4 separate regions of the Mus musculus genome follow, and all the other regions are linked to region 2. The links are chromatin loops, found by intact Hi-C in ENCODE. Cell type or tissue: gastrocnemius. All regions are shown on one strand. Region 1 overlaps Rps6ka5 (ribosomal protein S6 kinase, polypeptide 5). Region 2 overlaps Dglucy (D-glutamate cyclase). Region 3 overlaps Rps6ka5 (ribosomal protein S6 kinase, polypeptide 5). Region 4 holds the start of Dglucy (D-glutamate cyclase).

Evidence for each region. Hi-C counts contacts between places; a loop is a spot of excess contacts. Peaks named below come from ENCODE experiments on the same cell type or tissue, not always from the same donor. Only the 100,000 strongest peaks of a DNase experiment are listed, where the experiment ranks them.
Region 1: it touches region 2 in a loop (7-fold over the local background); 31 of 42 quality-filtered maps call a loop at or near these places.
Region 3: a loop joins it to region 2, with 8 times the contacts of the local background. A loop is called at or near these places in 32 of 42 quality-filtered maps.
Region 4: a loop joins it to region 2, with 2.0 times the contacts of the local background. A loop is called at or near these places in 16 of 42 quality-filtered maps.

Annotation. Positions count from the first base shown.
Region 1 is chr12:100,602,266-100,610,265 of GRCm38, forward strand. The region is part of intron 5 of Rps6ka5 (ribosomal protein S6 kinase, polypeptide 5); the gene reads right to left. Among named protein-coding and RNA genes, the nearest start is that of Ttc7b, 85 kb to the left of the region's middle. In gastrocnemius, CTCF peaks have their summits at 2,477 (motif pointing left) and 4,660 (motif pointing right); a DNase peak (open chromatin) is centred at 2,472.
Region 2 is chr12:100,836,176-100,844,175 of GRCm38, forward strand. Dglucy (D-glutamate cyclase) reads left to right here. Exons shown (of 13, transcript NM_145448.5): 4 at 2,325-2,523; 5 at 5,196-5,346; 6 at 6,468-6,590. Among named protein-coding and RNA genes, the nearest start is that of Gm36572, 54 kb to the right of the region's middle. In gastrocnemius, no CTCF peak of the experiment used is centred here; DNase peaks (open chromatin) are centred at 3,244, 3,960 and 5,241; H3K27ac peaks cover 2,256 bases.
Region 3 is chr12:100,575,015-100,583,014 of GRCm38, forward strand. Rps6ka5 (ribosomal protein S6 kinase, polypeptide 5) reads right to left here. Exons shown (of 17, transcript NM_001330702.1): 8 at 6,282-6,432; 9 at 2,708-2,869; 10 at 621-746; 11 at 109-242. Among named protein-coding and RNA genes, the nearest start is that of Ttc7b, 58 kb to the left of the region's middle. In gastrocnemius, CTCF peaks have their summits at 931 (motif pointing left) and 3,453 (motif pointing right); DNase peaks (open chromatin) are centred at 2,746, 3,511 and 4,418.
Region 4 is chr12:100,774,648-100,782,647 of GRCm38, forward strand. It overlaps Dglucy (D-glutamate cyclase), which reads left to right and starts at 4,410. Exons shown (of 13, transcript NM_145448.5): 1 at 4,410-4,663. It overlaps Gm40558 (a long non-coding RNA gene), which reads left to right. Exons shown (of 3, transcript XR_872933.1): 2 at 86-289; 3 at 3,067-3,098. In gastrocnemius, no CTCF peak of the experiment used is centred here; DNase peaks (open chromatin) are centred at 1,445, 4,095, 4,417 and 5,046; H3K4me3 peaks cover 1,871 bases; H3K27ac peaks cover 4,846 bases.

The DNA.
Region 1 (8,000 bases), 230 kb before region 2:
CAATAGAGGAAGATACCTGACATTAATATCTGGGCTCTATGTACACACATGAACATATACCCACATACACACGTGCACAGCCACAAACATATATATGTACATACACACGCATGCACACACACTCCAACTTATAACAAGATACACCATTAATATACATTTAAAAAATACAAGATAATAGTATATTTCTCTTCCAAATTCCAGACTGATAATAGCAAGGAGACACCTGCTTTTATGTCTTGTGGATCAGGTAACTTCAGCTTACCCAACTGAACTCAGTCCTGTCAGTTGCTCTAGCAGCTACCCTAGATTCTTCAGGCTCTCTCATATCCCATATCTAACTCATAAAAATTTCCATTAGGGCCTCAGAGATGGCTCAGTGGTTAAGAGCACTGACTGCTCTTCCAAAGGTCCTGTGTTCAAATCCCACAACCGTGTGGTGGCTCACAACTGTCCGTAATGAGATCTGACGCCCTCTTCTGGTGTGTCTGAAAACAGCTACAGTGTACTTACATATAACAAGTAAATAAATCTTAAAAAAAAAATTCCATTAGTTCTATTGTCAAAATACACTCCAGATGTGCCTACCTCTGAAACTCCTCTCCATCACTGTTGGCTCAGGCAATGCCATCCTTTGCTGATACTCTAAGAGCTTCCTTAACCTGTTTCCTGTCCCCCTCTGAGTTACCATCCATGCCAAGCAGAATTACATTCTAAAACAGCTCGGTTCAGGCCATGCTACTCAGATTCTCTAGGGGCTACTGGCCTGTACAGAGAAGCTGTAACACTTACAAGGCCCTTTCTGACCTAATAATCTTATTCTGCATGGTTCCATGTCCTTAGACCACTACTCTAACCATCACTTGTTCTACACAACCCACAAGATACCCACGTGGCCACTATCACGTCTCACATGTCCCCTTCTTAGCAAAGCATCTTCAGAGTAACCTAGTGTGTCCTGATCCTTCCATTTCTTTCCTATGGAATCTGATTCCCTGCCACCAATTACAGATACACTATCTAGGTACATGACTTACACATGTCTGCTGCCTGCTTAGAGGGGAAACTTTTGTGTCTCTGGCTCACTATTAGCTTCCCATACCTTGACTGAACACTGGCAGACAATGATTCACTAAGTCCTGAGTATGCAGGAAAAAATGGAAAATGTACATAGTTGAAAGTGTGATTGCTGAGTTTATACAGTGTTGTATTACCTTCGCCCTCTGGCTTTCATACGCACATCATGCCATGGATATGCACACACACAGACATGCACAAGGCAGAAATGTACTGCTATTACTCTGCTAAATGGACAATGCAACAAAATGACTCCTAATGACTTGCTACTATCCCATCAGTGAACTCCTCCCTCAGCCTTCATCTTTGAAGCTTCCTGCAGTAGAGGACAGTTAGCTCAGACACCCACGACTCATCAGCATGCAGAGACTAGGAGAGTTTGGTGGCTGGACCCAAGTGGGATGTCCCTACCACACCCCTCTCTCCAGGCTCAAGGATCTATGTGTGTGGTGGGGGTAAGCAGGAAGAATGTAAGAAAGCCAAGAGCATAGTGGCACCTGCCTTTAATTCTAGTACTCTGTAGGCGGAGGCAGGAGGATCTCTTATGAATTTAAGGTCAACCTGGTCTACATAGCAAGTTCTAGTCCAGCCAAGATCACATAGTGAGACCTTGTCCCAATCCTGACACACACACACACACACACACACACACACACACACACACACACCTAAAAGCTTGTACGACCCAGAGGGGTAGGAGTGCATCATTTCAAGGCCACTGTAATTTTTTTTCATATACAACTGGGCAGACTGCATAATATCTGACAAAGTTCAAGTCAGACAAAACCCAAACACAGAGGAGGGAGACAGGCAGAAGGCCCTTCTACTCTCTAGGAGCTATTGCATTTAATTGCTGCCAGGAGAAGAAAAGTCCATTTCTTTAATGGTGTGACAGCTGGTACTGACCACACCTCAGAGCAAGCCCCATGCCCAGGAGTACTCAGCCAACACAAACTGGACTCCATGGGTCTAGGAGTCAGGGAGACAGAGAGAGAGAGAGACAGAGACAGAGACAGAGAGAGAGACAGAGACAGAGAGAAGGAGAGGGAGGGGGAGGGAGGGAGAAAGAGAGAATGAGAATGAAGTTAGATGGATAGGGAGGTAAGGAGGATCTGGAAAGAGTTGTGGAAGGAGGGTGATTATGATAAAAACAGTATATGCAAACTGTAAAAAAATCTGATAAATAGTATTTTACAGAGAAATTTACAGAATGCAAACATTAATCATGTATTTTCAATCTTATTATCCCAAAGTAAATTGTGTTAAATTTCCCTGGGTTTATTCCTGACACTCAACATAGTTTTAAACACTTTCTGTTTGCTTCTCAGAAAGTAAATGTGACAGTCCTACACTGACAGATGCACCTCATCCACTCTTGCTGTGGCCAGTGGCCCTCTAGTGGACACCTCGTGGAAATGCTTTCCCTGATCTCCAAGGCAGTGTGATTAGCCTACTCTCAGGGACACCAGTATCCAACAGCAGTTCATCAGAATAAAACCCAAAACAATAAAGATAATTAAGATAAAACTAGCAGATAAATATTTCTCAAGTAAATAAAAATATTTAACATTTCTTGAACAAATTAAGTATTCAGTACTTAGAAGTTACTAGGAAAATGTCAGTTCAAAAGTTGTCTCAGATACATCGACTCAAAAAGAGGGGGAAAGACAACAATATCCTGAGTAAGGTTAACCTAAGCCAGTCATTTATGACATAAGAAAAAGCAACAGTGAACTGTGGATTCATCTAGTGCTTGCTCTGTGGAGGGGGCAAAGCGTCTGCCCTGATGTCTGGGGTAGGGGAGGCGCATGCAGAAACTTCACAAATGGCTAGAGTGAAATATGGTAACATTGGAATAGTTTATAGTTTATCTTTTCTATTTCTATTATGTTTATGTATTTATGTGTGTGGGGGGTCAGAGGACAATTGTGTAGAGTCAGTTGTCTCCTTCCACCCTGTGTGTCCCATAAATCAAACTCAGGTGGTCAGGCTTGGCATCAAGTCCCTATTCTCACTGAGCCAATTTTCTGGCCCAGTTGTAACTGTTTTAAGTGAAGGACAGACTTTATACTCTAGTGTTCTTCCAATACCTCCACTCACCTAAAAAGTAATAATTATCCAGAGTCACTTATTTTGGCAAATGAATGACAGGAGTATTTAAGAGAGACCTAGTAGGCTTTTCAGGAGCATATATATATGAAAATCCATCATGAATACATGTTACTACAAATCAATCAAGACAGGAGGTAGAGGTAATCACAAACTGCCATAGTTACTGTGTATTTATTTCTCAATTTGAAAATGCTTGTGTGGATCCCAACTCTGATCCAGTACTGTGGTTTCAAAGAGACCGTCTGCCCTAGGCTCTGGTATTTTAATATTTGGTCCCAGTTGGTGGTGCTGTTTGGGGATTTTTAGAAGGAATGGCCTTGCTGGAGGAATTATGTCACTGGAGGCGAGCTCTGAGATTTTAAAACCTTGCCCTACTTCTGGTGTGCTTTTTCTGCCTAATGTTTTCAGTTCAGGACGTGACCTGAGCTTCCAGTTCCAGCTGCCACATCTGTCTGCTACCACACCTCCTGGCCATGACAGACTCATTCTTTAGGAACTGTAAGCCAAAATTCAACTCTCTTTTTTTTTCATAAGTTGCCTCCAGTCATAATGCTTGATTACAGCAAAAGAAAGTAACACACCTAGCCATCTCGAGATATACGCCACATTAAGCAAAGCCCGGAAATGGCGTTACTAACTAGACATTTATTAGAGAAAGATACAAGCTTTCTGCAAATAAGAAAACAAAGGAAGAATAACAAGATTCTTGTGTATAAATTTTAACTTTTCTCACAATAGTCTGAAATCTGAATAGTATAGCTTACAGACAGAAGCGGATACTGGCAGTGTTTACATACAGACTATCCTTGCACGAGGAGCTTGTTACACTGCTAGGACAGTCCAGTAAGTAGCTAAGGTAGCCCTTGTGTCATAGATGGAGAAATTAGGATCTGGAGGGCTAATAACTAAAGGCCCAAAGATCCCATCCTCAACACAACTGAGTGCTGCTTACACATTCAGATAACTCGTCAGCTCAAGGGGTTGCTTTTGCTTCTTTAGTCATGCTCTTCTAGCCTTTTCCTTTTAAGCATAAATACCATGACAGTGGGCTGTAACTTAGCTATCTCACTTTTAAGTGTTGGGGATTTATTTTTCTTAACTAAAACTTAAACTTTTGTCTACCTGAGGATTCTTGTTTGTTAAGAAAAATTTTAAACATTGGCTGCCAAAATGTCAAAAGTATGTTTAAGCCATATTTATATAGTGAACAATACATGAACATATATTCTCAACATTATTTCACTGTGTATGAATAAAAAAGATAATTTTGTCAAGGATATTATTTTCATATTATTATTTCAACTGTCTTATTCCATATTAGAATTAAAAATACAATACATAGCAGATTGCCTGCTTAGCTCAACAAACATTTCTTTTTAAAAAGGATTTGTTGGTTGTATTTCATATTTATGGGTGCTTTGCCTGCTTGTTTGTCTATGTGTATTCTTTGGTGCCCATGGAGGCCAGAAGAGGGCACCAAATCCCCTGGGACTAGAGTTATGGACAGTTGTGAGCTACCATGTTGGTGTTGCCAATGAAACCAAGGTCCTCTAGAAGAGGAGAAAATGCTCTTAACTGCTGAGCCATCTCTCCATCACCCAGCCAACATTTTTAATGATCAAAACAACACTTACGAATGACATACCCTAGTCTATAGAGACTTATGTTGTCTTTTATTTCCAGAACCTTAAGGGGTTAACCAAATTTTGAGAAAAAGAAAATATAAATTAAAAAAAAAAACTAAAAAAGGAAAATACCAATAAAAGTTATCAAACTATACAAAGTAGTTATTATCACAAAAAGATGTTTAAAATTACTAAAATAAAATTTGTTCTGTATAGAATTCAGAATTAGCAAATCTATCTAGAAATAATCAAGCATATACATAAGAAATCTAAGATGTATGATTTGTTAGGGTCACCATCCTGTTTCTAGGGTCCCTTATAATACTTAGCATATAGGAGGTACTTGGTATCATTTGAAAATAAAATAAATAATTTTGCTATTAAAACAGTATTAAACATACATAAAAAGTAAGTTGCTAAAAGGTAAACATAAGTACATTTCCCAGATCATGTGAGGTCAGAATTTACAGATTTTGAAACAAGCAGATCTGGGTAAGAAATGGTCTGTTCAATTCTAGTAATGTAGAGTTCAAGGTGCCTAGAAGTTAAAGGAACACAAGACTACAGACATCTTTAGGGCTCGAGCCCAGAAGAGAGGTCAGAGTCAGCAGTACATATGGACGGCATACAAGGAGAGAGGACAGCTAACAAGACCTGAAAGGAAGTCATGGAGAAGCCTAAGGTAGTAGGAGAAGAAACTGCAAAGCAACAGTAAGCCAGAGGCTGGTGAACTGAAGCTCCAAGGTCAAAAGTCATTTATTGCTTAAGGCTATTGGACAAATAAGCCAGGTAAGGAAGGAAAAGCACTAAGTGATACTGGCTAGACAGCATCAGTTAACTGCTGAGGAGTAGACTTAGGAATGCTGATGTGTAAGTGGAGGCAGTCTACAGGAATGGACAGACAACAAGAATAAAAGAGCTAGACATACAGACATGGACAGACAACAGGAGCAAAAGAGCTAGAGGGAAGATAAGACACCCAGGGGTTTTTGTTTGTTTTGTCTTTTTAAGTCAGTTCATTTGTCCATCATCTCCTTATTTTTAAATTTTTTAAAACAGAAGCTACTAGGCATGCTTGAAGGACGAGTGAGACCAGAGTGTGAATGGAGGAGTGGAAGATGAGATGAAGCACATACAGATAGAGTCAGGCTGAAGGGATGGGGGAAAGAATCCATTTGCTCCTACAAAGACTTAAGTATAAGTGACTTAGGCTGACACATGAACCAAAAAGGAACCGAAAAAGAAATGCTAACCCAAACAGAACAGTCTCAAGGAGTATCTGTTAAAAGGGAAGGGGCTGGGTCAGGACACTTAAACAGCTGCTGGGTGGGGTGGGAAACAAAAGGCCATTAGATCAAGTTTTAGAAGACTCCAGAAAAGAAAATTCCTATCTGGTCCTTGAGAATATACACTGAGGTCTAGCCTGACAGTATGATCTTTATGGCCAAGAGAAAGAATGGGTTGGCAGTAAGCTGTGAGAACCCAAGAGTGTAATTTTCTGTCAAAATATAGTTGGTTGCAGTCAGTGAGGTAGTGAACCTATCAATGACTTACTTCTCTGGTTTAGCCTGAACTCTTAACATTTTTGCATCTAAACAACAAATGCCGGCATTCTCTTAGGGGAGAGCACTTGGCCTGACCAGCAGAAAACAAGGACCCTTCTATCATAAGAGGAGAAGCAATTGCTGCAGTCACATAGGACGTTTGCTGATGTGTGACTATTCCATCCAAGATCTACCTAATTCTGGTCAGCTTTGCTTATTGTTTTTTAGCTTTCTTTTGTTCCGAGTCCCAACATTTCACCATTCTGTAGGAACCCAGTCTGTTTTCTCCTGCTACTAAGTAACCAGCCACCCATGCCTAGAAATACTCACCAAGTGATTCTTTCCAGCTTTGTATTTAGCCTAATTACCTAGCACGTAGAAGGGTCCTCAACAAACACATAGACTAAATGAGCAAATGGATGTGTGCATCTATGGGGAGAGAGGAGAGTAATTATCAGGTCTCTCTGTCAGGGGATAGCCCACACACTACATGCCAAAGACACTTTAGCAGTGTGGTGAGATACTTTAAACATGCCACTTCAAAAGAATCCACTGCCCTGAAATATATATCATAAAACTAGTCACAGGATCGAGACACCACCACAGACATGCTTCTGTGCAGCCTAGGCTTATCGGGTTGCAGACTCCTCTGCAGAGGTGTGGCTGCAAAGTTTCACGCTCAAAATCCCCAAATGACAGCATCTGTCAACTTTCTAAAACAGGGCGTCCTTTTTATTTATATGTCTGAGTGTTCTTCCTGAACATATGTATCTGAAGTGTGTCTGAGGTCATAAAATCACATCGGATTCCCTGGAACTGGAGTGACAAAAGGCTGTGAGCTGCCATGTAAGCACTGGGAACTGTATTCAGGTCCTCTGCAAGAACATAAAGTGCTCGTAATACTGAACTATCTCTCCAGCCCCGATCTGTTAAGTTTTTTGCTCTTGGTTTCCCAGTGGGAACCCTCGATATCCCTGTCTAAGACACTCCTGTGCTCACAGTGAGGTGCTGGAACAGGCCATGGGCCCCGGACGGTACAGGGTGTCACAGTTTGTTTTCCCCAGTAATTTCCATATGGCACACTCACTCTCAACTGTGCCTTGGATACAGTCCATCTTCCCTCATAGGTACCTAATCAACAGGGGTGGCCTAGGACCTGGGGATACAGGGACTCTTTTCTTTCTTTCTTACAGGACACCCAAACAACACTCCCAGCTCCTTAATAATCTACACTTCTGCTTGAGAAACAACTGGTCGCTATAGCCCAGAGCAGCTCTGGGGAGGCAGAGGAGCAAAGCAGTCTGCTGCTGAACCGCTTCCTTTACTGCTCTAGGATTCAGCTCAATCGGCCGTCTCATCCACCAAAATGTAGTTCCCGCTATCTGCCCTTCCCTTTAAGAGTATATACACACTTCTCTTTTTTACTTTAATAGAGTTTAAAGAGGAAACAATAAACATGTAATCCTCTTCATTTTAATAAAGTTGCCACTAAAACTTTTATAAAGGAACAAAATGTTTTAAAATAAAAAAAGAGACTTGGCAGTAGAGCTGGAGAGACAGCCTGGCAGTTAAGACCACTTGTTGCTCTCTCAGAGGACCCAGGTTCAGTTCCTAACACCCACGAGGCCACTCAAATCTATCTAAA
Region 2 (8,000 bases):
TCTCTTTCCACATGATTCTAGATAGTATCAAAATGATGATTAAAATTAACCATGACAGGCACTGCCACCTGTCGCTTTATCACTCCTACCAGAAAACCCTTGCACAGGATTAAGAACAATGCTCGAATCACTAACCCCCAGAAGAAAATACCATTCATATTGTGCATGTTTGCCTACAGCAGACATCCCCCTTAGCTCCCATTCACTCTCCACAAGTTTCAGTTACCCGATGGGTGACCAATGTCTAAAATTATTGCATGGGAAATTCCAGGAATAAATAGCTCAATGTTTTAAATAACTTTTATTATAGTATATAATTATAATTACTATGCATCTCTGGTTTATAAAGGAAATGTCAGGTGTAGAAATACAGGGGACAATAACATATACAGGGGATGGGGCTAGCCAGTGTCAGTCATCCACTGGAGATACTAGATGTATTTTCACACATAAAGGGTGAGCACTGCATAACAAGCCTCTTAGGTGGCTCTGGGAACCCTGCCTCTTTGCCTCTCCACTATGCCCTCGCTTCATAGCTTCAGCTCCCATTGTCTTTGACCTAGACTTTAAGACACTGTAACTCTCCTTATCTTCCTCCTGCTCTCTCCTCCATCTGACCATCTTCTGCTCACCCACAAAAGTGGCCTTTTCTAAGTCTGCATCTGATCATGTGACTCTACTCTTTAAAAGTTTCCAAGGCCAGCCAGCCTGTGGCCTGTACCTTAGCCCCATCTCAAGACTAGTGGTGACCCGGCCCCAGCTCAGCTTCTTCCTGATACTCAGGTCACACACACACCCCTCCCCAAGCTCTCTTCCTAGACAGAAGGCTTCCCATTATCATTCTGTAGGTGCAAGGATGAGGGGACCCCTCAAAAAGACGTTACTAGGGCCTGAGCTGGTACTTACTGTGTGGTCAGCTTGAGTCTCCTGGTGCAGACCTCCCTTGGCTCATATACTCGGTGCCTTCACACTTAGCACATTCTGCCTAGGTGTCCTTCCCTTCTCATCCAACCTGTGGACTCCTACTTATGCCTTAAGACCCAACTCCTCCCCCTTCATGGGTCATAGCATTCCAACACTATGAAGAAACACCCAAGGCACACATCTTAAAGAAGGAAGGGTTTGTTTGGTTTGCTGGTTTGGAGGTCTCAGTCTATGGTTGAGTGGCTACAGCTTGGGCCTGTGGCAAAGCAGAACATTATAGCAGGGGAGATGGAGTGGAGCCAAGCTACTCAGGAAGCAGAGAGAGAGGATGGCGAAGTAACATCCTCATCTTAAAAGCGGATATACCCGATGACCTAACTTCCTCTTACTAGTTCCCACCTCTTAAAGGTGCATAGCTGCCACCACCACCACCACAAGCTGGGATGGTGCATTCAGTCTATGGGCCTCTAGGGGAGACTTGAGATCCAAAGTAGAGCAGTAGAGGAGGAGGGTGCCTCATTGCTCTGTGTTTCTCCCTATCCAGACACTTGCTGCTCCATGGAGCTGGTGTCTGAATGTGGAGTCACACCCTGGCCATCCCTACAACCCATCCCCTGGCACATGGCTGGAAAGGAGGAATAACCCAGCAATGATTTGGGGTGAACAGGGTTGAGGCTCGTACCACATAAGGCTTTCAGCCTCATGGGAGAGGACACCAAAGTTTCTCTGGGTCCAACAGCATCTCCCTGTTGCAGAAAGTCCACCATTGTTTTATTCTTGTGGGTCTGACTGGTCTCACATTGAGGTTCAGGAAATGGGATGGGGTGGGACCCACAGGTTATGCTATGCACACATTGATTCAGTGGTTCTGGTTTGGTCATGCTTCAGGAACACCAGCAAAGCCCCGACTTGAAAACCAAGCGCTCCCCAGTGTAGAGAGCTCTAGACGTGTCAGTATCAGAGAGTCCCTCCTCTGCCTTTTTCTCCTCCTCCTCCTCCTCCTTCTTTTAAAGATTTATTTATTTAATGTATATGAGTACACTGTAGCTGTCTTCAGATACACCAGAAGAGGACGTCAGCTCACATTGCAGATGGTTGTGAGCCACCATGTGGTTGCTGGGAATTGAACTCAGAATCTTTGGAAGAGCAGTCAGTGCTCTTAACCACTCTCCAGCCCCTCTCTGACCTTCTAATAAACACAGTATTGGCCGAGTGGGCACGGTGGTACACCCTGTGGAGGCAGAGGCAGATGAATCTCCATGAGTTTGGAGTCAGCCCAGTCTACAGAGCAAGTTCCAGAATAGCCAGGGCTGTTACATAAAGAAACCCTGTCTCTAAAAACAAAAACAAAAACAAAAAAAGCGCCTCAGGGGCCTGTGAGCACTTCTTTGTGTCCCTAGGACCATCTGTCCACAGTTGCAGAAATACAAGTTTGGCACCTGCACAGGCATCCTGACCTCACTGGAAGAGCACTCAGAACAACTAAAAGAAATGGTGACCTTCATCATAGACTGCAGCTTCTCCATAGAAGAGGCCTTGGAGCAGGCAGGGATCCCCAGAAGAGACCTAACAGGTCCCAGCCATGCAGGAGCATACAAGGTAAGGCCATGCCCCTGGGCAAAACAGCTTGAAAATGTGGATGGACTCTGTAGTTTCCGATGGTGGAGAGAATGTTGGTTCAGGGATCAGAAGCCCTAAGGTCAGCCCTAGCTCAGTCGCCCTCCCAGGTAAAACCATTACCCTCTGAGTCAGTCTCTCTCCCACCTGCCTCTGATATGGCTGTGCAATGTCAATCAAAGTCATTTGGACATTTGGAGAGAGAGAGAGGGCATGTATATATGAATGTATGTTCAGGCTAAAGGTCAACTAGTACTCTTCGGGAGCAGAACACATTGTTTTCTGCTAAGTTACACTTATTTGGGGAAGGGGTGATTTTGGTAGTGCAATGTTTGTGTGGAGATTGGATGGCAACTTATGGAAATCAGTTCTCTCCTTCTGCCTCTGCCTCGTGGGGCTTGGGAATCAAATTCAAGTCACCAGGCACGGCAGCAAGTGCCTTTATCTGATGAGTCTTTTCACTGGCCCCACCGTGGAGTTGGAGACAAGACCTCTTACTGGGATTCACTGATTAAGGGTAGGCTCTCTGCCAGAGAGCCCTGGGGATGCTCTTGTCTCTATCTCCCAGTGCTAGAATTACAAGCACAGGGTGTCACCATGGCCAGTTTTGATGTGAGCACAGAGTGTTAACGGCAGAAGGGTGGCCTCTCCTGGGACACGCCTGCTGTTAGGGACTGTCCCTGTGGCCGAGTTGATGCACTTCTCTTCCTGCTGAAACCAGTCACGTGGGGAAGAGTGGCGCCCTTCCTCCTCTGCCTCCTTCCCAGATGCTGTTGGGACAAGTCTGAGCACTCTGGCTGATCAGCAGTCTCCAGGCCTCCCTGTGCACAAGACCAGCCTCCAGACTTCCCTGCTCACAGTGGCTGGACTTTTTTCATCTTGAGCGCTGTTTGTCACAGTGTCCCTCCCCACTTTGACTCCTGCCAAAGAGGCTTGGACTGCGTCAGGTCCCTGCAGTTCTGTAGTAACCTTCGAGGCACAAAAGATTGGGTTGATGAGATTGGCTATACAGAGAAACCCTGTCTCGAAAAAACCAAAAAAAAAAAAAAAAAAAAAAAAAAGCTTTGTACAGAGGCACAGACGTCCATATATGTTCACCAAAGCCTGTCAATTATCCATGACACGTCACTGCCCCCTCTCCCCACAGCTGCCATACAGTTTTGTCTGTAACAACTCACCCCACTGCCCTTAGGCCCTGAGAGAGATGGCTCTTACAGCCACCTTGAATTTGACTGATGGCCTGGATAGATGGCCCATCCTAAACAGAGGTGTCTCAGTCCCCAGGAGCCCTGCCTGGCTTTGTGAGTGGCCTACATGTGCCTTTGCTCTGTCCCAGGTGCTGTCATACAGACACTGGGCTGGCAGCACAGCAGAGCCTCATCTTACAGTTGCCAGGGTGGTAACAGCCAGTTAAGTGGCAGCCAAGGTCGTCCCAGGGGATCCTGATCCTGGCTGCGTTCTAAGCCTGTCGTAAGCCCCACTGCAGGGGGAGAAGTATACCACCAGTGAAAGTCACCCAGGTCGCCCTGTGCAGAATCTTGGAAGGGAAGACCGGGGCATCCAGGGACAGGCTCATCCTGTGGGATCTAGAAGTAAATCAGGCAGCCGATGTTCCTGGCGCTGTTTGCTTGCTTTTGCCTGATTCTGTCAGAACTTCGCAGCTTCTTGAGGTCCATGGAGAAAGAACATTTAGAGACCCATGAGACTGGGCGAGGAAATTGTTTTTTGGTTTTTTGGGGTGTTTTGTTTTGTTTTGATTTTGAGACAGGGTTTCTCTGTAGCCCTGGCTGTCCTGGAACTCACTCTGTAGACCAGGCTGGCCTTGAACTCAGAAATCTGCCTGCCTCTGTCTCCCAAGTGCTGGGATTAAAGTCGTGAGCCACCATGCCCGCCACTGGGTGGGAAAATTGTGTGTGTGTGTGTGTGTGTGTGTGTGTGTGTGTGTGTGTTATAAACCTCGGCTGAAAGTTAGCATTTCCTTTGGTTCTGACTGTTGGCCACAAAGGGCTGTTGGATCAATATGTCCTGGAATGCTGAGGATGATAAAGTATCTCACAAATAGCATAACACAGTACAGTTCTTGAGAGTTTCAAAACACCCTGTATACTGATACTCCAGTAACAGATCTGCCATTCTGTCCTCCTAGCTGTTAGTGGGAAAGTATAATATTCTTTCTGGGGCTCTGGTAACTACATCTGGACATCAGAAATAGTAGTGGTTTCCTTTGGAACATTTGATTCTCTTCTCTTCCCGTCACCTTTTTGCTGCCCCGTCTGTGTGTTTGTTTTAAGGCAGTCTCTCACTGTGTTACCAGAATCACCTTAAAACTTTCCTTGCAGTCAAGGCTCAAACTCCCCATCTCCTTAGCCTCCCAGGTGCTGGGACAACAGGCAACACACCATCCTGAATTTTCTTTTATGTGGTGAAAACATTATTCTGTCCAGCTTAGATGTGTGCCAGACTGCCAAAGTGATGTTGACAGATTAATAAAGAAAAAAATGAATAAGGCTCCCCCCTCCTGCACCCTAGTTTTGAGTCTCTCACTGTCAACCAGGCTGCAACAGCTCCCTGGATCTCTTGCTTCTTGGACTGGAAGTGTTGCGGCTTTAATTTGAGTTGATTCCTGTATTTTCCCCCTATATTTTCACTATCAGACAACAGTGCCCTGTGCCACCATTGCTGGCTTCTGCTGCCCTCTGGTGGTCACAATGAGACCCATTCCCAAGGACAAGCTGGAAAGGCTGTTGCAGGCCACTCACGCCATAAGAGGACAGCAAGGACAACCCATTCACATCGGTGACCCAGGTCAGTGTCCACCCAACATGGGCCTGAAAAGCACACAGGGGCTTGTGCTGTTCTTATGGGGAGGGTCTCAAGGGTGAGGGACTGGGGTGAAACCCAGAAGTCCAGTACTGGGTGCTCTCAGGCTTAAGGCAGCACTGTGCCACACTAGGGGGCCTCATCTTGAGGACTTGTGATGCACACTCAACTCCTATGAGTATCATGTGATCACCACTGGCCTTGGGGATTGGAGGGTCACAGTGGGACTCTTTGTTTCAGGTGTTATCCACAACCATGCACACCACACCTCTCTCTCTCTCTCTCTCTCTCTCTCTCTCTCTCACACACACACACACCATAACATTATTAAATAAAACTCAAATTTGCATTCTGACTGAATGTCATGAGATCTCTTGGAGCTCTCAGAGGGACTGAGGAGAGAGAACTTGGGGTTGGCCCAGAGTGAGAGCCAGGGTCTGTGGACTTGAACTTGCTCAGCTTCGTAGTCAACAGAATTACTAAAGACCTGACATTCTATGAAAATACTATCAGCACTATTGGTCTTCCTCACCTAAAATAGTCTCAGGGTCACCCAGAAGATATCTGCCGACTTGTCTTATCAGTGGGGATAAACTAGGCCCAACGCATCCATCTTTGGCATTCTGGTCCGCACTGTCAACAGCATGTAGATGCTGCTGCTCAGGGCTGGGGCTGCTGGAACAATAACAGAGGTTACAGCTATGTAACTTGATCAGTCTGCATCAAGATGAACACACACACACACAAAGCTGGCTCTGTTAGGACTCTGTGCTACGAGGCTAGTATTGAGCTAAGCACACTGTAAACTCCCTCCAGAAACCACATCATACGGTTTGAGATGTCAGGCCTGATGGTACCAGACAGCGGGGGCCCTAAGTTACAGAACACCCTGATCTGTTAAAACTTCAACTCTGAGCCATCTTTACCTCCTCCTCTTCCTCCTGTCCTTCCTCTTCTTTCTCCTTTTCTAAGATCAATTCTACAACTAGCACTTGTGGGGAGAAAGATACATAGAGTACTTAGTGCCCCCATGTGGGTGGTACCAATCTGAGGAATCCTGGGTTTGGTTTTGGGTGTTTTGTTTTGTTTTGTTTTCCCACCTGCAGGTCTTTTGGGAATTGAGGCACTTTCCAAACCTGACTACGGGAGTTATGTGGAGTGTCGGCCCGAGGATGTCCCTGTGTTCTGGCCATCTCCGCTGACCAGTCTGGAAGCAGTCATCAGCTGCAGTATGTTGGTAACAAGGGCGGAGCTTCCTCAGTTGCAGCCCAATGGGTCCGGAGTTCTTGAAAGCACAGGTTTACAGATCAAGCAAGGACTTAAAAATAAACCCATAAAACCCAGGCCTAGAGTTGGGGCTATAGCTCAGTAGTAGAGCACTTCCCCAGAGTGCTCAAAGGTCTGAGCCCTAGCACTGGGAAACAAACACAAATGTAAGCTAAGAGTCTACGGTGTCTTTCCTGCTCAGTTCAATCCCCTGCTGAGGAGCCAACACACCCAGTCTTTAGCTCAAGAACCCTTGGACCAAATGCTTTCCCACCTGCTGAAGCTTTGCGGCTTGCTCTCATGAAGGAGCCAAGCTGAGGAGCCTCATGTCTTTTTGGAAATTGGTAGGGCCTTCAAAGCAAAGGATGAAGCCTAGAAACACAGTTGAATTTTACAACAATGTTGTCTCTCAGTATCTGCTGAGGTCCATTCCCAGGACCCCTCAATACCAAGACCTAGCTTCTCCCAGAAGATTATGTAGTTCCCAAACTCACTCCCTTCCTCCTGCATACGTGAACTCATTCCTGGAGTGAGGTTCAGTCCATTATCATCAAAGTGGGAACATGGCAGCATCCCGGAAGGCATGATGCAGGAGGAACTGAGAGTTCTACATCTTTATCTGAAGGCTGCTAGCAGAATACTGACTTTCAGGCAGCTTGGACTAGGGTATTAAAGCCCACGCCCACAGTGGCACATTTACTCCAACAAGGCCACACCTCCTAACAATGTCACTCCCTGATCCAAGTATATACAAACCGTCACATCCCTAAAGCTGGAGAGAATAAAGCCTTCTGCCACCTCCTGAACCTGCTGCTCTGTGTGTACCTGGCTTTCAAAGGATCACTTTTTTAGGTGTTGTCTGAGACACTGAAAAAAAAAGAAAGAATTAAAAAAAAAAAAAAAGGAAACCATTTCTCAATTAATAGTTGTTCCCTTTCTGGGTCCATGCAAAGTCCATGCATCGATCAATAGATGCTCCTTTTGAATGTTGGCTGACTCTGGCTATTAAACCCAAGAAATGTTACAGTTTCTGAATTTCTGTGAAAAGCAGGATAGCATTTCCTCATCTCACCAGTTGAAGAATGCGCAAGGCATTATGTGAAGTTCTGAGGTAAAGAAACAATGTTCGGATACCCCCTCCCCTGGTGAGAAGCACACAGCTGAAGTACTCAAATATAAATCTATACCAGGGAATGCAGAAGACAGAGGTTCAATCTACTCAGCAGTAAGCACCTAGAGGCCAGGCAGGAGGGCAAAGAGAAGACGCAGTGCCTGGCTCTATGATGCAAACCACTGCTGAGGACTTCTATACCCAGCGCTTCGCTCCACGTGTACCTGCACTCCCCTGATCCATGTTGATACAACCAGACAAG
Region 3 (8,000 bases), 260 kb before region 2:
TGTGTGCAAAAAGTCTCGCAAAGGAAACAACTGATTTCCTTCTCCGTAATTTCCAGAACTTCCTAAGTGGTCAAAAGCCCCAAGAAAGACTGCTAGGACTGGCCATACCTTTTGCTGATTATTTTGACAGCAAATGCTTGGTTAGTTTTTTTGTGTACACACTTGCGACAAATTGAAAAACTTCCTTCTCCCAAAGGTTTGTCCTTCAGATCTAGGTCATAGTGTTGATAGAAGGGTGAGTCCTGATAAAAGATCAACATTATTTAATTTAATAAAAGATTGGTAGTAATACACAAAGTATATGTAAAGCTGTAATTTAATGTGAAATGATTCAGAAATTTGAAAGCAATAAATTAAAACTCATTTAGTGTGCTTATATTTTCATCTATACATTTGTCCAAAATATATCATGTTTTATCATGGCAAAAAGGAGCTCATGCAGGTTGGCAGTGACAATCTTCTGGGGAAAACACTGCTATTCCCACTTATTTACTCATTTTCTAAAGTTGCCTTTTAGTTGAGTGATAATCTAGTAAATTTACTAGACTTAAAAACATCAGTTGGTGTTTAAATATTCACACAAATCACAGATCCAAACTGAGGCAGCCAGACCTATGTACCTTCATCATTGCACTCCTGGCAACATTTGTCACTCCAGGACGGTCAACTCCCATATGGAACTGAAGAGGATCTATGACAGCTGCGTTACGCTTGAAGAGAATAGATGGAGCAACGAAGGAATAGCCCTGAAAAGAGAAGAGATGCTAAAGCTCAAAGCTCTGCACTCTCACAGCTAGGCACGGTCTAGATGGCGATCATTTCTTTTCATAGAAAAAAATGTTCAGATGAAGATAATTTTATTTGCATTCAGAATACAGCATTAACTCAATAGCAAATGCTTCTCAGAAGGAGATATTGCCATCTTCTGGCAGAACTAGCCCAACTCAAAAAATCAAGGCAGAAAGACTTCCTCCCTATTCCACTCCCAAATCTGATGCAAGCCTGTGAACCTTTTGCATTGCTGATAATATCTGTTTATAAACTCATCTGACCTCAGAAGAGGCACAGTCAACACATCAAATAAAGTGGCCCCAGAACTGTTTCAAACTACAAAAATAACAAGTTTCATAAAAGTTCATCTTTAATTTAGCAATTATTGAATCTGTATTCTATGTTTTCAGAATAACTAAACTTAAAATTGAGTTTTGGAAAATAATACCCCAGTGGAAGGATGATGTGGTAAGCCAGAGTGATAAATGACACATAATTACTCTGTGCAAGCTAGGGCATTTACTAGTTTACCACCTACATAGATCCTTGGCCATGTTCTCCAGGGTCATAGGACAGGTGAGAGGCACACTCTGAATAGCCAGAGCAAACCACACTACAGGCACTGTCAGTGGTCAGAGAAGTGCAGCTATGACACAGTTCAATAGGCACAGAGTATCTGCATCTGTAAACGAACATTTCCTAAAAAATATTCTGCACTTTTAATTTTTTAAAGTTAAAATACAAAACAATGTGCTTTATATAATATTTCACATACACACATCTACACATATTGCTGTGATAAAATACTGACAAAAACAAACAGGTAAACACTCTTACAGAGAGTCAAAGTGCTCACTACTCTTTCAGAGGGCATTAAGTTCGTCGCATAATCTACATTAGGCAGCTTACAAGCTGAAACTGCAGCTCCAAGGAATCCTATACAATATACATACATACATACATACATACATACATACATACACGTACAAAACTATAAAAATAAATCTTTAAACAATATTTTGGCAAAACCAACTTGGAGTGGAAGGACTTATTTTAGCTCACATTTCCAGATTATAGCCCATCATTGCATGGAAATCATGGACTTTAAACCCAAAGTCTTTAAAAATAAATCTGTTTGTCTCCCTCCCTTCCGTTTTTGATTTTTGTTTTTTTGAGACAGGGTTCTACTGGCAGCTGTGTTCACTGTGTAGCTGAGGGTGACCCTGAACTTCTTACCCTCTGGAACACTGGGATTTCAGGTGAGTGCTACCAGACCCAGTTTTATGCAGTACTAGAAACTAAAGCCAGAGTTTCCTGCCGGCTAGGTGAGCACTCTACATCTCTGGCCCCCTCGATTCAAGACTTTAAGAATTAGAGAGCATGTATAATTTATTATTCACTGAAGATAAAGGTCCAGGTAACACTGAATAGTTTAAAGAATGGAGTAAAAAATAAAATAGCATTATAATTTTCACATGAGCCTCAGCAGAAATGAATTTTCAAGTATAAAATGAATACCTCGTCATAAAAAACAAACAGAGGTTGGTTGTTCGAATGCACACCTTTGATCCGAGCTACGGAGAAGCAGAAGTTCAAGACGCGTCTGTTATATATAGTGAGCTCCAGAATAGCCAGGGTTACACAGCATGACCCTGTCTCAAATGAACAGACAAAATATCCCACTAAACAATCCAAATCCCAAAACTCCAACTTCTGTCTCAAAAAAACAAAACAAAACAACAAAAAAACCTAAAACATACACATTAAAAACTATAATAAAATCTATTTAGTAAACTGCAAACTTCCAGATAGTACCTCAACATATCTCTAAATTTAGTTCTGAAGAGATTATAGAATTCTTATTTTATGCCAACAAACCACCTCACTAGGAAAACTGGCTTTCTTCCAAAGCATGTCTGGCATGCTGCAACTTTACCTGAAACAGTCGCTCGGAGCTCTGTGGCAAGGCAGCGGGAGAGTAGGTGGGGTCCATCTCTGTGAACTCTTCAGCGAAGTTACTCACATCTAACTCATCCCGGATCACCGGCTTGAATGGCGCAGGCACTTTTTTGGCAGCTAAGTCATCCCACTTTATCTTCTAGAGCACAGCAAGAAGATTGGGACAAGTCAAAAAAAAAATCAAACTATATTATGAACAATAGATATGGTTACTTTGTTTTTTCTTTTTTAAAGACAGAGTCTTACTTGGTAGCTCTAGCAGGCTGGAACTCTCTACTGCAACAGTTCTCGACCTCCCTAATGCTGTGATCCTTACTACAGTTCCTCATGTTGTGATGACCTTCAACCAGAAAACTATTTTCATTGCTACTTTGTAACCATAACTTTGCTCCTGTTATGAATCATAGTGTGAATATCCATGTTTTATGATGGTCTTAGATGACCCCTGTGAAAGGTTTGGTGGTCAAACGATCCACATGTTGAGAACCATTACTCTATGTAAACTCACTGGCTTTGAACTGAGATATGCTTGCCTCTGCCTCCCAAGTGCTGGGATTAAAGGTGTGCGCCACCACTCTTAGCTAAGAGCACAGTTACTAGCAAGTCTGATTTAAATAAGAGTACATATTTCAAACTAAGGATTAAAAATATTTTTTTTCCAAGAATGATCCCATTTTCAGTCTGTAGTATGTGGAAGGTGCCTGAAGCTTTCTTAATGCAGGAATCTCAGTGTCCTCTAGAGGGCACCAAGACATAACCTCAGAGATAACAGAATAAATTACTTTTGTACTGAGCCTTGGCAGAAAAGAATTAAGCCAAAATGAAAGCCAACCAACCAACCAACCAACCGACCAACCAACATCTCCCCCAAACCATAAAATACTGCTATAGTGGTTGAAGTGTATTCTGTGGCTGTGATACCAACCCCTATTTTCTAGGGACTCACTGAGTTCTCCTCTTACACTGGTTTCCCTTTGGGTCGCTGGACTGATTACGAAGTAAAAGTGCCATGAGTCAAGTGTGTGTGTACACTGGAGGGCTTGCTATTGTAGCTCATTCAACCCCATTCAATATTGAGTGAGATACTGCCTCTTGTTTCCCATACACACTGTCTGAGTAACTAACTCGTTCTGTATTATTCTAATTCAATCCTCTGTTGTTTCTTTATGTGCCTTCTTTAAAATATTCTCAGTTCTTACTGAATTGAATTTTAAAGATTTCTTACTCAGTCTTCAAAACAAGGTGATACCATCATGCTATATAGCATTAAGACAGAGAAGCACCACCAGTAGGAGACATGATTTCCAACTTAGAGATGGATATTGACTCAGTGGTGGGGAAATGTGAAACCTACACTTGATGAAATTAACAAAATAGGTTCTTTTATAAAGGAAGTAGAAATAATTATGTGGTAATTCTTCAAGCTTTTCAGTTATGATGAGAGAGATAATTTCTTTCTTTTTTTTTTATTTGTCTCAGAAATAATCTGAGGCTCAGAAATAAGAGCTAAATATTTTTCACTGAAGTATTTGTTGCTAGAAGTGTGGACTAGAGTTCTGTCCACTTTCTAGCTAGTGTTCACTCCTCTGTGAGGCTGTGGTAGCTTCTGTTACAGCCATCTGCTTTGTGCTTCCCTGACTGAAGATACACCAAGAAACATTCTGGGCCAGGTGAAGTGGCTTGGCACAGTAAGGATGTCTGCTGGCCAACATGCCACTCTGAGTTTGTCCCTCAGCATCCCACATGGCTGAGCAAAGAACTGACTTCCATGAGTTGTCTTTTCTCCTTCACATGTGTGTGTATGTACGAGCATGAGTGAATGTATGAACACACACACACACACACACACACACACACGCACACACACACACACACAATATTTCTTAAAAATTTTAAGAAGACTCTTGAAAAATGACAAACTTCTAGAGGAAAGGGGTAATTTAAAGAAACACATTGTTACCAGAAGAATGTTCAATGTGTAGAAAATTGAATGCTATTATGATTCTTCCCACCTCTAGAGCATTGTAGAGAAAAGATATTCAGATCTTTGTAAGTGGATTTCTGGTCTACCCTATCATTTAAAAGTGAAAGCAAATACATAAATTAAAATTATTATTCCAAGCTGTCAAGAAGATAAGCACCTCCTATACTAAAGACAGACCATAATATTCACAAACTCAGGGAACAACTGAGAAAAAAAAGTTGTAGAAAAGAACAATAGAGCATTCTGTTTAATTTTACATACTTGTTAGTTTTTAAGCTCAAGTATGAACAAGATATAATGTATGTTTGAAAAGTAATAGTTCTCAGCCAATGTACAATACTGAGTTCATTTCATTCTAACATGTTTGTCTCTGTGTCACCGAACTTTAAAGATTTACAGTAATATTTTTAAAAAATGGGTGGAGAGACTAAAATTAACGTACTCTGTTCTCACAGAAGTGAAGAGACCTCATTTTCAATGAGGAAACCACCTCCCAGCCCCCAAACAGAGGACAAAAATCTATGGCCTCATACACACCACACAAGTGTTCCACCACTGAGCTACACCCCAGCCTTGCATTTTTATGTTTAATAAGCAATAGCAACACTAAGAAAGCTAAGCTGACATAATTGTTTCTTTGCTTGCTATACCCTGTTTATTGTTTTAGTGATAATACTGCACATTTTTACAGAACAAAAACATAACGTGGATGACTCTACCAGACCATTAAACACCAAGGCCATGCTTGTTGATCTGTGAAGTTATTTAAACGCTGTAGCGTTTAGGATGTTAGAAATGGAGGCCTTGCCACGCCAGGCTTTACCATTTAGGCTGAAGTTACCAAGCAGCCCAGCCATCCTCCCCACTGTTTACGCCTGTACTTGGAGAGAACTGAGACCATGGGACTGGCGGATGTGCTGGTGCTCTGTGGAATAGTGTCCCTTGGCTTTTTCATAAAAAAGCGCTGTTACAGGACAGAGAAAGCAAATGGAAATGTATGCCACCGACACTGACTGAGAACCAGGCAGGAGGGAATATTCTAAGATTTCTCCTGGAAACAGAAAGAGGCAACAGAATCGGTAACCAAAAGGTGGAACCCAGTACAACAGCTCATGAATCATACAAAGGATACACATCTCCTCCGTTCATGTGCAACCCCAAAAACCTACAGAAAGCACTGCAGAATTTACCAGCTTTGTCCAACCTACAGGCTACATACAACCCTTGATGGCCATGAATGCGGTCTAACACATTGAAAACCTGAGCATGATGAGACTTCAGGGGCAATATTTTGGGCAACGCATGTGTTCTATTCTTAAGCATATGCTCTGTAGCTGACAACATCCTGTCTTAGTGTCAGAGGCTGGATTCACTGTGGAGAAGATGTAATGCTATCACAACCTTCCCTCCTAGTGCTTTAGGGAGGGAAAGCCATTTAGGTCTAAACAAGTAGAAGTCTGCTCCCTCCTAAACATTATCTGTCATAATAAGAATTAGGGGACTAAGATAGGCGAAATGGGGAAGTGACCCCAAGGGGGATTAAATATACTCATCTCCAAAATTTCACCTCAAAGAAGAGATGTTCTTTGATTTCTTCTGCATCCCGTGGGCCACATCCCAATCGCTTCTTGGGATCTTTCATCAAGAGACGCTGAAGTAGGTCTTTAGCTACTGTGCTCATTTCCTGGGGATACGGAGGCTCACTTTTTAAAATTCTCCTGTGGATAGATAAAGTTTACTGTTAGTACAACTGGATCATGACGTTATAACAATGGATATTTTACTAAAAGTGAGTGTGGTGAAGCATTTGGAAACCGAACTACATATGTGAGAAAACTATTTGATAGCACAGGCTAGGGAGATGGCTCGGAGGATAAAAGCACTTGTTGGCAAGCCTGAGCACTTGAGCTCAAACTCTGGACCCACAAGCTGTCCTGTGATCTCTACATGTAGGGCAGGGAACATGTGTACAACTGCTCCCCCCAAACAAACAAGAACCTGTCAATCAAATAAATAAAGGTATGAGCAGGAATTAATGGAAGACCACTGGGCTATTCAGTATAAGTCAATCTTGGTAAAAAAAAAAAAAAAAAAAAAAACAAAAACAAAAAAAAACCAAACCTATTATCTCAAATATTTCACTTAAAAAAATGTAAAAAGGGGACCTGGGCTAGATTACACCTCCCGCTCACAGTTCAGCGTGATCCTAACAACTCTTCAACAACATCAGGAGAATTAACTCGAGAGAACTATAATCTTCCTCTACCGCACTTCTTCCCAATGAGCAGGAACTTTAAAGACCTAAAAGGCACCAGGGAAGTCAGCCAAGACAGGGCAGCCAGCACCATGTGACTAAGGGCTAAGTCTTGTCATCTGCAACTACAGGTTGGTTTCTCAGTGGCAAAAGCGTCTGTTTCTTCATGTGTTTCCACAACACAGCCCAGCCAGTGCATGGGAGAGTGGGAGTCAGACAGAAAAATGCATTCAGCACGGGAAAGTTAAAAGGCAACTATGTTTGTGTGAGAAGTGTATTCTATGATCATAGTTTTAATAATCCAACCCAAGCATACAATCTCACCTGTGAGGAGGCAGATCAGTGACTTAATGAGAGAAACAATGAGATCAGCAAGATGAGAACCTTTCTTAGCACAGTACACATCATGATAAGCTTCATTACTTTGGTTTACAACAAGATCCCGTGTTGTACATGTTAATAAGTATCACTGGGCTGGAGAGAGAGTGCAATGGGAAAGCCTAGGCTCGTATATGAGTCCCTAGGTTTAATATCCAGTATCACAAAACCATAAAACAAACAGAAACAAAACACCAACTAGAAATAAAAATAGGGACCCCCCCCCCACCCCTGTAAAACCTAAATATATGAAAGTATAGCCTGGTAAAACCATCGACTTAGAGGCAGGATGGAGGTTAAGGCTGGCTCTGCTCTGTTCTTTACTGGTTAAAGGATTCCTTTGTTTCTCAGTTTCCTTGCCTACAAAATGAGTATCTATCTAAAAGGGATATCACGACAGAGAATTTGTATCAGCCTGCTACTGAGAATCACCAAATAATATTGGAACTACAGTTTTTGGCAGAAAATTATAGCCATGATGTTAACTCTACTCCTAAAACTCTATTCTGGGAACCAAAGAAAAGAGTGAGACAGACAGACAGACAGACAGACAGACTCCATTCCTCTCTTGCTATCAGCTATCAATTCGTCTGCTGCTGCTCAATGACTGCAGGGTTTTCACCTCCAGCAGAGGCAGGCCTCTCGTTAGAGTGG
Region 4 (8,000 bases), 62 kb before region 2:
GGGATCAAACTCAGGTTGGCAGGCTTGGTGGCAATGCCTTTACTTTCGGAGTCATCTCCCTGGTCCTTCATTTGCCCTTTTCTAGATGGAGAGCATACCTAAGAATTGGCTTGAAGAACTTCAGTTTGATGATGGTTTCCTGAGTCCGTGTCACACACCAGGCTCTGTGGCGTGCTCTGGAGTTCAGCCGTGAAAACACAGGAAACGCCTTGCTCTGGAAGCTCAGATTCCAGTTGAAGAATCAGGCAACAGATGGAAAGAAAGACATAGGCATACGCCTCTGTTGATGGTAAGTGTTGCCAGAAACTGAAGCAAGACGAGAGAGGTCCCCTTGGGGCCAGGGAAACAGAGACCAGGGAGTGACCTCACAGGGAGGCCAGGACAGGCCTTGGTCAGGAAGTACGCATCTGATATAGTTTGTTCATTTATTTTGAGACAAGATCTCATATAACCCATACTGCCCTCAAGCTCCCAGTGTAGCAAAGGATGACTTTGAACATCTGATCCTCCTGCCTCTACCTCCTGGTGCTAGGATTACATGTATACAGCACCAGACATGCTTATGTGGTGGTGAGAATCAAGTCTAGGACTTCATGCATGCTAGGCAAGCATCCACTCATGAGCTACATACCAGCCTAGACATCTGTCCTTCCTAGAATATTCTCTCTCTCTCTCTCTCTCTCTCTCTCTCCCTCCCTCCCTCCCTCCCTCCCTCCCTCCCTCCCTCCCTCCCACCTTTCCTTTTTCTCCCTTGCTGTGCTGGGAATCAAGCCCAAGGTTTCAAGCAGGCTAATCATCTACTCTGCTACTGAGTTACACCCCAACCCTCTCAGCTGCCACTGCTAAAGGAGTTTGAAAGTTCTCAAAGGACAACATGAACTAGAACCCAGACAGCAGATGATGGCAAGGAAGGTTTAAGAAATGAATGGAGCCAAAAGACAGAAAGGTCTGTGTGAGCAGAGGCACAGAGAGTTTTCTGAGATGAGGTGGTACCACCTGAGAAGGAGGTCCAAGCTGGCCCAGCCAGGAAGCTCTGTGAAGAGAACAGAAGAACAGAATGTGACGTGGGGACACCTCTGTCCATAGTTACAATTTTGTCACCATGGAGCTTTTTGTATGAACTTTGGCTTTTTAAAACTTGGTCTTATCATGTATGGTTACTGAACTGTTTAGTGCCCTCTTGGCCCTGTGAAGCAGAGCTGGTATGGGCATGGTCAGAGTCCCCAGAGAAAGGCCTGGTTCAGTCTTTAGACTTGACTCTTTGGTCAGTACAAAGACCATTGGAGGTTCTGGAGCAAATAAATGATATAAGCAGGACACCATTTGGGGATGAGTGGCGTGGAGGCAGTGGAGAGGTGGGAAGAAGGCAGAGAGCAAAGGGCAGTCAGGAAATTCACTGAACAGGCTGAGCCTGAGGCACGGGGCCAGCAGCGGGTGCAGAAGGAAGCTGGCTACCCCTGCCTTCCTCAGGTCTCCTCTGCCTGCCCTACACCATGAGGAACTCAGCATTCCCCACAGGCAAACAGACTCAGTAACCGCCTGGCTTTGCCTCCTTCTGTTTTTACTATGACTAATTTGTGAAAAACAGGAAGCGCTACCGTGCCAGTGGGCATTATTTGTGGCTAAGAAATGAACTTTGGAAAATGGCAAACCCTGGGTCCCTTGCACATAAGCACACTTGTACAAACACACATATATCTCCCGTCACGTGGACCCTGTTCCAGCAGGAACCATTATCTCCTTGGCTCTGACACCTGAAGAGACTCAAGAGTGGCTGGATTCACAAGACTGGAGACAGACTGCTTAGCCTTTCTACAAGTCTGAGGGAAATGAGCCTAGCCCACAGGGGAGAGTGCCTGGCAGGTGCCATCAGGCACTGGAAAAGCAGGAAGGTTTACAGAGTGGGTACAGGAAGCCCTGCCCTGCTCTCTGCTTTGGCCCTAGGGTTGCGCTGTCACTGGGAGGTATTGACTGCTGGTTGGGAAAGCCCTGAGACAGAGGAAGATCAGAGTATATAGTGGCTATCAGGCTGTGATTGGTGGTGGTGGTGGTGGTGGTATGTGGATGGTGTTCATGTGGTTAAGAAGGGAAGCTCTCTGGTATCTTTCCTGACAAAGGCACTAACACCATCACAGAAGGACCCATGCTCAGGAGCCCATCTAGCCCTAAGTGCTTCCTCAAATTCCATTGCATGGAAGGTTGGTGTCTCAACATAGGAATTTGGAGGAAAATAAAGGCATGATGGCGTCTAGAATCTTCCTGTCTAATTAGGTTTGAGGGGGAAAAAAAAGTCTTGAATTCTTACTTCTATCTCCCATTGACCCCTTCTAATCACCTAACCTTACAATAGTGAGCATGCGATTGTTACCAGATTTTAATGCTACTCAATTTTTTGCAAGGAGACTTCTAGGTAAACTGACTGTACCTTTACATTCCTCTGATGTAGGCAATTGCTCTCCCTACAGAGTGTACTCTGACACTGAGTGTTGAGATATTTCTCCCCCTTAGAACTTTTGCCTACATCGTCACATCCGCCAAAGAATCCATCTGTAAATATTTGGCATTCTTTGCATCTCTGGTCAACCACACAGTCTTACTTTCTGGAGTTCCGAGTCTCATCCTTAAGCCTCTAGAAAAGTGGAAAGGACACATGCCTCAGGCCTTGGACATTTGCCGTCTGCAAACCATCACCTCCTGAGGGGTACAGGTTAGGCGTGTCCTTAAAATTTAGATATCTAATAAGCTATTGTATGATGGCAGCTTGATTGCCTGAGTTACATCCACAGTGTTTCATAACCATTGTCACTGTGTCCAGCTCCAGAACCTTTTCATTATCCTATACTGAAGTCTGGACCCATTAAACGGTAACTCCTCCACACCTTCCTATCTACTGGTTTACTTTTTGTCCCAGTGATGACCTTGGCTGATTTAGGTACCTTATTACAGGTAGAATTATGGACTCCTCTGTGGTGGTTTGAGTATGCTTGGTCTAGGGAGTGGCACTATTTGGAGGTGTGGCCTCGTTGGAGGGGTTGTGACCTTATTAGAGGAAGTGTGTCATTGTAGGCCTGGGCTTTAACACCCTCATCCTAGCTGCTTGGAAGCCAGTCTTCTCCTAGAAGCCTTCGGACGAAGATGTAGAACTCTCAGCTCCTCCTGTACCATGCCTGCCTGGATGGTTCTATACTCCTGCCTTAATGATAATGACTGAACCTGTAAGCCAGCCTCAATTAAATGTTGTCCTTTATTAGAGCTGCCTTGGTCATGGTATCTGTTCACAGTAAAACCCTAACTAAGACATTCTCCTTATTTCACTCAGCACAATGTCTTTGTCTCCATTTATTCAGGTTGCTATGACAAAATACCACAAGCTGGATGGCTTGTAGAGAGCAGAAATTTATTTCTCACAAGTCAAGACTGGGAAGGCTAAGTAAGATCAAGGTGCCAGTGGATTCAAGTATCCTGTGGAAGTCTGGGTTTTTGGTTTTGGTGGTGGTCGTGGGGTGCAGATGGTGTCTTCTCTCTGTCTTATAACAAAGGGCAAGGCACACCCATCCCAATTCCTCCAGGAGGGGGAGAAGTTAACCAACTGGAGAAAAAGAATTAGAAAAGTGACCCAAGAAGAGACATGCCAAGGCTGGCACCAAAAGGACCTGCACTGTGCTTACGTGTGTGGTTTGTGCTGGGGTTGGGGTATGAGGCTCGGGAGCGGTAGGGAAGGTGAAACCACAGAGACTGGCTGGCACCATCTGCTTTAGAACCTTGTGTGGTTGGGATTAAGGCTGGCTCTGAAGGGAAGTCCTGAAAGCTTTGAGGCAAGAGAAAGCAGAACCTGCTCTTCCTCAGAGGAAGCATTCAGACCAAGGGAGGAAAAACCCCCACAGGCCTGCCCGTGTCTTTCAAGCATAGTCTGAGTGCTAGAGACTGGCCTAGTGTTGCGTTCCTATTATCTCAGATGAGTCCAGGGAACATTGAATGCTGGAGAGCAACTTACCCTGCCTAACCCAGCACAGCCCCAGGGCTAGCAGCCATTGATCTGCAAGAGCCTGACTCTCGCTCGGGTCAACACCTGCATTTTCGCCTGTACCTCAAATGACCCAGTGCAGTCTGACATTTGGACAGCACAGACAGCAATCCCAGTCTGGCTTCACACGGGAATTACCAGGGTAGTTGTGAAACTCCTCAGGGCTTACGTGAGTTCCTAGGTCTGTGACATTAGAATTTTTGGGACTTCCACCCTGCTGCAGCAGGTTTTCCAATCATCATGGCCATGCCTTTGTGTCATGCTTCCTTGCTGCCCGGGGAAAGCAAGAAACTCCCGCAAAGGGAAGTAACCTTAGAGGGCTCTGTGACTTTAAGAACCAGGACTGGCATCCTGCCATGGAAGTCTCCACCCCAGTACAGGCCTTGAGAGCATTGGCTGCAGGGTAGCAGAGCTGTAGCAGCCAGTGGTGCCTGGGGCTGTGCCCAGGCATGTAGATCAGAGACTGAGCCGGGCAGAGCAAGCTGGTGGCAGTGGCGGTGGCGACAGGCAGCCCCAGAAGCCCCTGTGAGCTGAAGAAAGAGAGCTTTATGCCTTTCAGAAGGAAGCTCGCTCTGCAAGGCTGAGGAAACAAAAGGAAGAATTGTGTGTGGACTCTAGTCCAGACATCTCAAACCAACAGTAAGTCAGCAGGGAACGTGAACGCGGCATAGTTCTCTGCCCTAGGCAACATCCACACACCCCACCCTACCCTATCCCAGCCCAAGCGTTTGAGGAAACTGCTCCAGGGGGCTATAAGCCAAAATCAGTTAACAGGCTTTCTGCTAGAAGCCACCAGGGCCTCCCCTTGAAAGTCAAATCTCTGCATATGACACTGGGGACCATGAGTTGTGGAATTGCTTCTCTACCCTCCTGGGATGGCCTTTCAGGACACCTTCCAGACCTTGAGAACCCCAAGATCATGAGAAAGCAAAGAAGGGGAAATTGAAATCATAGGCTTTGAGTGGCTGCCAACTTTGGGCCACAACCTGCTAGGGAGGAGGAAATGAAGCTAGTGGCAGAGACTTCAGGGCTGGCATGAGGGGAGGACAGACCAAGCCAATGCAGGCCTAGGGGTGTTGGCCAGATAACCACAGGGCTCGAGGTGCCTCTCTCTGCTTTTGAGGGATGATTGCTGAAGGTGAGGCAAACTCACATTGAGAGCTTGCTTCAGTCCCCACTGCGGGAGCCAAGGCTCTCTTGTCATAGGTGGCTGGGGGAACAAACCCTCTGACCTGTGCAGAAGGCAGAGCCCTGTGACTCTGGGAAGTCTCTTCCTATCTGTGTGATTAACCTAGGGGTTCGTTAACAGCCATCTTCCTGACTTCATGAACATGTATGTGTGCTAGGGAGGGCAGGAGGCAGCATGTTGGCACTGATTGGTCCAGAAGGAGCGAGCGTTGTTCCTTCAAAGTAGCTAAACACTGTCAAAGGAGGGGGAAATAAAGCCAGGAGCAAGAAGCAGAAGGAAAGCAGCATCCACTAAACAGATGGGGGAAACTGAGGCAGAAAGACAAGGCAGGATAGAACCAGCTGAAAGCTAGACTGGGCTTGCACACATTCCGATAAAGAATTTTTGTGTTAGCTTCCCATTCATATAACAAGACCCTTGACATGAGCAGCAACGTTAAGGAGGAAAAGTTTATTTGGGCTTATGATGTCAAAGGTTCCATCCATCCAGTCCATAGCCCTTTGACCTGGCCGTTTCCAGGATCTTTCAACATGGCTGAAGCAGGTGGGAGAGGGAAGCAGCTCAACTCGTAGCAGCCAGGAAAGCCAAGCGAGGACGGGTCTCAGCGAGAACGGGGCCAAGCGAGGACGGGTCTGAAATACAACAGCCCATCCCTAGCCCACCCCCAAGTACCAACTTCCTCCAAAGAGGCCTAACTTTCAGGGGTTTCCACCACCTCCCAAAGCCCACTGCTGAGGTCCAAGCGCACAGGATGTAATTCCCTCCCACAGGTCCTGCCCCTAAACACTGCCTACAGGGAACCAAGCCTCCAATAGCAGTTCATATAAGAACAACCTTAAAAACTCAGCTGTTCCTTTTGTCATGGGGACTGAATCCCAGGAGCTCAACTGGTGGTCCTTGACCTGGCGTGATGTATATGTGTGGGTAAATAAGAAACCCTGGGGAAGTTCGTGGGCATATCTGAAAGATCTGTCACATAGGACTCCTGTGTCAACACGCAGCTAAAGTCCCCTGCTCACTTGAATTGGGAACCTTTGAATTCCTTGTGCCACCCTTGTTTCTAGACTTGGTGAATTCCCATGGCTATGGCAGATTGCTGCTCCTCCTGGTCTTTCTAATAAGGATTCTTTTCAATCGAGAACCTCTGTGGTTTCGCATTTTGCCCAGCTGCTAGGGCGTGGGAACACCACTTGGGCAGGTGAAACATGGAGACTGAAGACTGCATTTACCCTACACCTACTGTTGGGTGCTAGATTTGAGGGACGCGCCGATACATCGCTCAGGGGGTGGGAAAACACAACCTAAGATGTGGAGTCCAAAGCTGGAGTTCCCTGACTCCTGGGTGTCCAGTCGCCACTGGAAACCACGCAGAGGAGCCTGGAACAGAAGGTGTGGCGGGGGCTCCACAGGGCCAGGGGCTCCTAAACTTCTGGACATCTAGACACTGCTGGGTCAAGGGGAAGTGGGAACAGAATTGTGCCCTTGGGCTGAGGAGTCCTGGGCCGGGGAAAGGGGAACGCCAGCTTAGTTCGGTGGTGGTGCTTAGCGGTGAGCAGAGGGGCCTTCTGTGGGACACTTAAGCCATGAGGCTCTGTAGACAAAGGTTTTCTCCGTGCTCCCCACAGCTGTTCTTGAAGAAAGAGACAGTCCTTGGTTCCAAACTGTGTATTGGTTGTTCATTGTGGAAAATGGGTGCATTCCACCTCCTGGAGGTTAATCAGAGATATCCAGGAAGAAAAACTTATTGACTAAGGAGGGAGGATGGTCACGTGACAGGGGCGGGGTAGGAAGCAAGTAAAGCTCCTATCTACCCCTCTGGGTTCCAGGGCTTCCAACCCACTTAACCTTACCAAGTTTCCTGGCACGGCCCACGGTCCCACAAACCTCTGTGCACATGTGTGCGTATGTATGTGTGTATGGATGTGGTGTGCACCGCAAGCCCACACCAGGTACAGAGGACTGAACGCATCCAGTCTATTTCAATTCAATCTCCCTTCTTCAGTAAAGGATGACAGATGTAGAAATCCAAACGTACCCCTCTCCCTGACAGATTTTTACAGGCTTTCTAGGATATCTGCCAAATTGCTAGATGGTATTTGCAATTTAAAAAAAAAAATAGAGTGCATTTTGTTATTTGGGTTTTAAGGATTTTCCAGCCTGCCTTAAGGCAGTTCATCACTTGTACCTCACTTTATAGCTTTTAAAGCGTTCTTCAACATTCGGAAATCTCTCTCATCCTTCCAGAAGGCCGGTGGCTCGGTTCCTCTCAGAGGCTCTCTTGAAGGAAACTGACTTGTGGAGACACTAAATGACTTGCAGCTTTGAGGTTACCATTCGGGCACAGGTCTCTGAAAAATCCAACCATGTTTTCTTACTTTTTTTTTTTTTTAATTTAAATCATTGTATGTGTGCATGCATGTGCCACAATGCCCTGCGGAAGGCAGAGGACACATTTGTGGAGTTGGTTTCTCCTTCCACCTTTGTGTACATTCTGGGATTGAACCAAGTTGCCAGGCTTGCTTGGCAACTGCCTTTACCTGCAGAACAGCCTTGCTGGCTCTGAACCGTGTTTTCCTGACCACGTGGAACTGTACAAGAGGTCTCTAAAACACAGTGAACGAGGATAGCATCTCCTTCCAGAATACGTGGGTTAGACTGCGGGTTTGGTCATCCAAAAATGGCGTGCCATCAGTTAGAGTACGGTATCTCCTTTTATGCAAAATGGAACCAAAGCTCTCATCTGGGAGGCAGGTGTGGGTTACAGGAGACGGTTCGTGTAAAGTGTTG